2 separate regions of the Homo sapiens genome follow, and region 2 is linked to region 1. Evidence: read pairs that join two places in POLR2A ChIA-PET (ENCODE). Cell type or tissue: MCF 10A. All regions are shown on one strand.

Evidence for each region. Peaks named below come from ENCODE experiments on the same cell type or tissue, not always from the same donor. Only the 100,000 strongest peaks of a DNase experiment are listed, where the experiment ranks them.
Region 2: POLR2A ChIA-PET joins it to region 1 with 5 read pairs; 2 of 35 experiments call an interaction of 5 or more read pairs at or near these places.

What each region holds. Positions count from the first base shown.
Region 1 is chr3:173,930,437-173,934,436 of GRCh38, forward strand. The region is part of intron 4 of NLGN1 (neuroligin 1); the gene reads left to right. Among named protein-coding and RNA genes, the nearest start is that of NLGN1-AS1, 12 kb to the left of the region's middle. In MCF 10A, no CTCF peak of the experiment used is centred here; a DNase peak (open chromatin) is centred at 2,405.
Region 2 is chr3:174,098,970-174,102,969 of GRCh38, forward strand. The region is part of intron 4 of NLGN1 (neuroligin 1); the gene reads left to right. Among named protein-coding and RNA genes, the nearest start is that of NLGN1-AS1, 180 kb to the left of the region's middle. In MCF 10A, no CTCF peak of the experiment used is centred here; no DNase peak of the experiment used is centred here.

The sequences.
Region 1 (4,000 bases):
GGGAAGTCTACACATTGAATGAACACTGCAGGGACATACTCATAAATATTCATTAAACAGGGTTTCATTGAAAATGAAATTTAAGTACTTAAGGTAATGTAATACAAGTAGGTGAAAAGCTATTTCACCCTAGCTAAGAAACCAGGATAGACTGAGATAATCTAAGAAAGAAGGATAGAGTTTAGAGGATGTCTTTTGTACCCCAAAATACGAATTAAGAAAATGAAGTGTTAATTCAATTGTCATATTCATCCTGGTGCTTCGGAAGTCCAGTCTTCATAATAAAAGAGAACACAGTGTCTTTTAAACACCCTATAATTATGTGAATTAGGGAGGAGATTTGAAGGTCTAGAGAGTTCTCTTGGAGTAGGTAATGAAATACAGTCTCCAGGAGATAGAATTGTTCAAGAAGTCAGGGTGGCCTGTTTAAAATCTGTGTGGCCTCCAGTAAGTCACTAAGCTCTCTGATGTTGTTTCTTACCTATAAAGAGAAAATAGTACTACCTCCTCACTCACAGTCTTTTTAAGAAAAGAGAGTGTGTGTATATTTAGAAGTATTTTGTAAACTATAAAGCACCATGAAACTATCCATTATTGTAATTTGCTAGTATTCATTTCAGTACATTTATGGAGCCTAATCTCAATCTCTATGATTGCTTAGTTATATTGACATTTTTACATTCATTGCTTCTATTAGAAACTCAGTCAATAAATTTTGAATGAAAACCTATGATTTTCCAAGCATCACTCTAGGGGCTCTGGAGGAACCAATAAACAAAACAAAATGAGAGGCTCCACCTTCATGGAGCCTATGTCCTATTCAGGGGAAGTCAATAAGAAGCTAACATCATAAATATATAAAAATTAAAATGTTAGTGGGTGAGAAGTGCTTTGAAGAAAAAACAAAGCATAGAGGTGGCATAGTAGCATAAGGAACATGGAGGGTTACAGGGTGGAGGGGGCTTGGGTCCCTATTTTCAAATAGATTGGTCATGGAAGGCTTCAATGAGGAAAGATCATTTAAAGACAGGTTTTGAAGTAAGCTAGAAAGTTAAGTCTTGTGGCTATCTAGGAAAGAGCATTCCAGGCAGAAGAAATCGTAATTGCAAAGGCCCTGTGGCAGAAGTGTGTCCTGGATATTGAAGGAACAGCAATAACTGAGGGATTGAAAAGTGAATGAGAGAAAGAGTGAGTAGAAATAGAGTCAGAGAGTAGGAAGCCAAATTCTGTTAGATCATTGAAGAATTTTACCTTGCCTGGGTAGAAGGAAGGAAATCACTAGAGAGTTTTGAGAGGAAATGTGAAAAGATTTGACCTATATTTAACTGCATCATTCTGGCTTCTGTGTGGAGTTAGGTGACCAGTTAAGAGACTATTGTAATAATCCAAGTGAGAGAAAATGGTGAATTGGGAAGGGGTAGTAGCATTAAGAGTAGTAAGAAGCACTGAGAGTATAAATTATCTTGGAAGGTACAGCCAAAATAATCTTTTCACAGTTTGGATGAGAGATGCGTCAGAAAAAAGCAGAATTAAGATGACTTTAAGGTGTTTTTCTGTTTTGTTTTGTTTTAATTTTTTTTCTGTTTTGTTTTGTTTTGTTTTGTTTTGTTTTCCAGAGCAAATGGAAGGATTGGGTTTCCATTACTGAAAGATAAGAGTTATTTTATTTGTTCTGTTTTCTTCTTTCAATGCATTTGTGTCTAGGTGAGCATGTGGGTACACAGGATCAATCTTAAATGAGCTATTTGGTTATTTTTTTCAGTTATTTGTAATCAGTTGTCCTGTTTCCACTGTGATCAAGTTAAAAATGGTACTGTTTCAAATTGTCTTGTGTCATTGTGGCAATAGTTTAGTTTTCAGTTTTTTCCTTAAGTTGCTTCATAAGAAATAAATTAATCTATAACTCCTCTTTCATATCGTGTTATCACTAAGCTTGAGTTATATAGGGAAATGTTCTGATATGATTAATTCAAGGATGCTGAAGAGCAATGAGTTGTGTGTAAGCAGAAAACAAACCAGTACTTAACTAGGACATCTGTCTATGAGAGAGAAAGGAGGTGCACATTATTTAAAAAAAAAAAAAAAGTGTGGTAGGATTTGTCTGCAAATTAAATCTGGAGAATAGAAAGAAAGAAATTAGCTTTAATACTATTGCTCAGGAGAATTGTTCAGATAGTAACAGCACCTACAGTGACTGAGAAGTTAGGGTGTGTAACCAGATTCTTTGTGGAATGACTAAAATGTTCTTTCTTTGCTAATCTTGATGAGAGTGATGGTTTCATCAAATTTCTTAGAGGCTAAAGAGAATTAAAGTGTTCAGCCCTCTTGAAGGCTGTTTGGCTGGGTGACTTGCTGAGTGCCAGGGAATAGCTGATTTGCATATATGAAGAGTCAGTTAGATGTGACTCATCCCAGACACTGGCTGCCCCAGGAGGTGCTGTATTATAGCTTAGCTCATGTGTAAGTGTAAGAATATCTGCCACAGTTCTTTTGGCATAAGCCATCTGAAATTAAGAAATATTAATTTATGTATAAAGGTAATGGGGTGGTGGGTAAGGATGGGATTTATTGGAAGATACTCAAAGAATCACAAGAAGTCCTAAACAAGCAAACTCTGAGACAGGCAACAGAAAAGCTCAGAAAACCTTAAGAGAAAGTAGGAGAGGCCTCAGTGAAGTGTGAAAAATGTTATTTTGAGAGTCATTAAGTAATTGAATGGGAAAAATAGGTGTCAATATGAAAGAGATAAGAAGGCAAACAAACTATTCAGAAGGGCACCTCCGGTGAAACACTAGAAGCTCAGAGAATGGCAGGAGAGAGGAGGTAGAAAAGTAATGATTACAAAGCCTCATTGTGGAGAGAAGGGCTGATTCCCACCACTAGATCTTCAAAAGATAAATATGAGCCTCCACTAGTGGGAGACTTTACAATAAGAACCATTTCAGTCAAGGCCAGAACTTCAAAGGATCTGTGGATTAAGGGAGTTTGATGACTACAGATGGGGATTCTAGAGAGAGTGTAATAAAAGTGTAAGAAAAATGGCCAGAGGGGTATCTATCTTGGTTGACAATTAAAGATAGCAGGTATCTGAGACACAGTTTATTTAGCTTGCCGCAAATGGCAAGTTATTCAGATCCCTGGTACTTGGGAAGACCCCAAGGATTTTGAGAGGAGTCAGATTTGACATAGTTCTTCCTTCTGGTCTTTTCTATTTCCTCTTTCAGAAACATATGATGAAATGATAATGACTATCAGATAAATCAACTGAGCTTTCTTCTGATATTTTATTTACTTTCCCCTAATTTAGACACAAATCCCATTAGGCAGTGACTAGGTTATTTCTTTGTTCTGAATAACATCAAGCAAATTCTCAATGTACTTCATAAATGTTAATCTCACATGTATCTCTCAACCTCAAAGGTTCAGTTTGGTTTGGGTAATTTTTTTCTTAAGATATCTGTCAGATCACAGTCCTTTGTATTAATATATATTATAAGTGAATAAGGATGTTCTATTAAATAATAATAAAGAAATATTCCTCTCATTGAAGGAGAAATGTTTCAACACCTAAATGATACACAGTGCTATTAGTATTAGGAGAGGTGCAAAAGACACTGTATTGCTTTGCAAAACTGTATAATATCATTAGAGAAAAACCATATGTGCAATAAAATAACTACATGTAAATGAACTTTAAATAACATCTAACAATTTTCCAGAATCATTAAAAAAGTTGGGGTGTTTTGCATTCTGTGGCAGGTAAAAAAACACGAATATCTAAGTTACAATAATAATAATAATGTACTATTATAGTATATAATACTATATAGTATTAATATTAGTAGTAGTTTTAATATTATACTAATATTATTTAATAATAAACCATTATTATGTTATAATAATAAAATAATTGATATCTAACTTGTTTATTTCATTTTGTTTTATGAAGCGGTTGCAAGAAAAAGTGAATAATGACGTCAATAGTAAACATTTGCATTTG
Region 2 (4,000 bases), 170 kb after region 1:
AAACCAATGAAAATGCCACAAAATTAAGATATCAACTAAGTTGGGCTCCCTGCTGTGAAATTCTCATAGTCATAGTGAAGATAAATTATTAAAACTGGACATTTCTATTAAAATCAAAACAGTCTTTAACAACAAATGTATAAATCAAAAAGCCAATGTGCAAAGGAAAACAGTAGAAGTTATGCAACAGACGTTTTAGTCCCAGCTATGCCATAGAACCCGTTTGCATTATTTATACATTGAAGATGATAAACACCTGGCTCGAATCTCATAAATATGTAGTTAGATCTGAATATGATAATTCATTTGTAAGCATCGTGAATGAATTATAATTTATACCTAAGACTTTTTTAAAATTGCAATATTATTTGCTGCTGTAGATAACATGCATATGCTAATTCACAGTGTTTAAGGCTGTTTATGATCTCCAGGTTTTAAGATATGTGTGGTCAATTTTAGTTGATATTGCATTTTTAACAATGCCCCAGTTTCACTGCAAAAATAGACTTAAATGCACAGATTTTGTTGAAATTTATAGCAATGCGTAACAATATTAGTTCTTATTGAAGGCTTTCCCTGGACTTCTGAGGATTAAAGGTGAGAATATAATTCCAAATCTGAGTAAACACTTATAGAAAGTGATTAAAACTTATTTAGTGATAGAAATCAGTGATTATTTTAACTTGGCAGTCTATGTGCCACCATTTTAGCCTTTTAGTATGACATAGTAAAGTAATTCAAAGGGAAGGCTTAATTAACTTCAGAAAAAAAAAGTTCAAAAGAATGCAGTAATAAAAATAGGCCCTCTTGTGAAAAGAAAACTTGTTAGTTAATTCTTATATCTCAAAGAGAGATAAACTGTGAAAATACCTGTAGAGTTCATTCTCAAGGCAATAGAGTGTTTCTCGACGTCCACGTGTGGACAGGATGCAGTTCTGATGTGTTTTGCTGAGTCAGGGATTTCTTGTGGCAGCTGTCACTGTTGATGCATCATCTTTAAAGACGTGCCTGAGAACTTTGCCATGACCCTTGGCGGCTTGTTGATTTTTCTGTGGAAATGTATGAAAGTATAATTTAGTTTGTTTGGGTTTTACATGAATTAAATATGGGGTTTTTGCTCCTCATTGAGCAAAATAAGGTGAAAAAAACTTCCTTAAATATTTCAGAGTTTGACTCGAAACGAAAACTCAAAATGTAATCTTGTGCTGTTATTTTTGTTTCCATTGTGTGATGCCAGAGGCTATAGACAACTAAGGAATCTTTCAACATGGCTTGAAATTTTGCATGTATCAATAAATACCTATGGTAAAAAAAAAAAAACTTTATTTTAATTTTAGCTACTCTATAATGTTCACCGTAAAGTATAATTATTTTCACTTATTTTTATCAATTTAATTAAACATATTTTATTGAGCTCTACCCCACTGCTAGAAACATATTCCAAAAGTACAAGGCTCATCTTGTCTCTCTTGGTTTAAAGTCTTTCAATGCCTTTGCTTTCCCAAGGCATTTGCCTAAAGTTAAACCCTTTCAGTGTGGCCCACAAGCCCCCTTAGGATCTGTCTCTGTCTGCTTGATGTATAACCCAACTTCTCCCCTCACCCCATCACTTCACATGCTGGCTTCCAGCCACACGGAACTCTAAAAGTGGTTTCTCCAATGTGCCATCTTCTCTTAAGCCACCAGGCTTCACATAGGCTGCAGTTTATCACTAAAAAGGAAGTTTCCTTTTTTTTTTCTTCAAAATCCCTTCATTTCAATTAAGAAGTCACCTTCTGCCTCCTGCTTTCTAAGATCTTCATAAGGGGTAAGAAAGGTGCCCCTTCTAAGTAAAGTGACCATTTTTTTTCTAGTTCACCAGAGAAAGTCTCAATTTATGTCAATTTTCTCAACATTTCATTTATTTAGCACTCCCTTTCACTCACAATGGGGTGTGTCATCCTGGTTTGGATGACACACTCCACAGCCATCATACTTCTAGAGGCTCCGTTTTCCCCTCTGCAGCAAGTACGAGGCCAAGAGCATAACTGTTTTGGAGTCAGCCAGGCCTATTTTCAAAACCCATGTCTGCCTTCTGTCAACTATGTGATATCAACATAGGTAGTTGCTGAAAATTTTTGACCTTGATTTTCTTACTTATAAAATTGGGACAGTGATGTTTAACTTCTGGTACTTTTTGATTTTTAAATTCAACCATGCAAGTAAGGTACATGGCTTAGCACCTGGTACATTTTAGGTTCTGTTAATAGATAAATGTAGGCACATTAAAATGTTAAAGAGTTACTTCGGACGAGGATTCATGAATCAGGCAAATCAAACTATAAGCAGTTTGGACTCCACCAAAGGAGCATGAGACGAAAAATTGTATAAGGTGTTTGAGGAATTAATACACAGAAACTATTTGCTTGTTTAAACTGGAACAGTAGCTTTCAGGTCTCTAGTCAGAGATGAGTTGGCAGTTTCTGGTTGGTTCAGCTGAAGTTTCGTTTTACTGTTTACACTGAGTTAGGTTTGATCAGCTTACGTCTGAACCCAAAGTGCTGGAGCCATCTCAGCCTAATGGCCTCCCAATTAATTTTGTAAACAACTTTCAATGAATCACAGCTTTTTAAAAACTTAATGATAGCAATAGCACTGTGTTCTAATGATATGTTACTTCCTTCACAGGACTGTATACCTCTTAAAGTCAAAAACGTGTCTTTGTCTTTTATTTGTTTTTCCGCAGGCCCTCGCACAATAGTGCCCACACTATAGATTCATAATAAATAGTTATCAAAGGGATTAGTGACTAGAAAAATGACTGACTGACTAAAAAATGAATGAAAACATATTATCTGTCCTCAAAGGAAGAAAGGTACTTTTAATGTAAGCCACTCTCTGTGTGTCATAAGTGCTCCCCAAAAGGACAAAGAAAACAGTGAAGAAATTACCCTATTTCCAATCGGGAGATCAGGGAATATTCACAGAGCAAATGACATTTAAATAGGGCTTCAGCAGGAAGAAAGATGTGTTATGGAGTAGTACTTCAGACAGAGGGCATGATCACCACATTTTCATCAAATAATAAATATGTTAATGAAAGATATGTACTTAAAAATAACAAAAAAGTATTTCTACAATTATATGCATAAGTTTAGATTTTCCACCCTCCAAAGAGGCCTTTGTGGTTGCCATTCTTTTCACTGACAAATGTACTGCTGAATGTGATTTCTCTTAGGTTGATATGTAGTATAAAAAATCATAGCCAGCTTTTTTTCTCCCTCTCTTGGTTTAACTCTTGCACATTCACACATGGGGGGGTATAAGATGTTCATTTTTTTTCCTTTGCTTTTTAATACGAAAATTATCTCTTAAAACTAAAGTCGAAATTAATAAAGATCTTTTTTCTAAAATTAGAAGGATCTATTTGCTTTGACAAATTCTAACTGTTTATAGTGTCACATTATTTTCAAAATATTACAGATGTGGAAAAGGGGTAGAATTAGTTTTGAGTAAAATTATGGCTTGTCAGCAGATAACACAATCAACCTTTCAAACGCAAACACCTCTTTCCAAGTGTAATTGTTAGGAAATGAGAGCCGTATTCAAATGCTAAATAAGAAAAATGACGATAGGAATAAAAACTCTTCTGGTTAAAAAAATAACGAAGAACAGAATTTTAGGCACGGTTTTCAAAAGCTCTCCAATTGCAGGTGCTACCTGGCTGTTGACTGGTTGATTGGATGGCCTTGATAGTGTTGACAGCCCATGAATTCTCTGACAGCCCAGGGAATTCAAGTTAATGGACAGTTAATATCATGATTGAATGGTGCCTGATCTATTTGAGGATGGAAAATCAATAGTCTATTAGATTCGCCAGGAGAAGTGGGGGAAGAATAAGCATGCCTATTTGCCTTCATTGCTACGTCTACACTAATTAAGCACCACCTTAAGATGGAGGAGAGTCTGGAGAATTGAACTGGTAATGAGATTCCGACTTGAAGTAAATGAAGCAACTTTA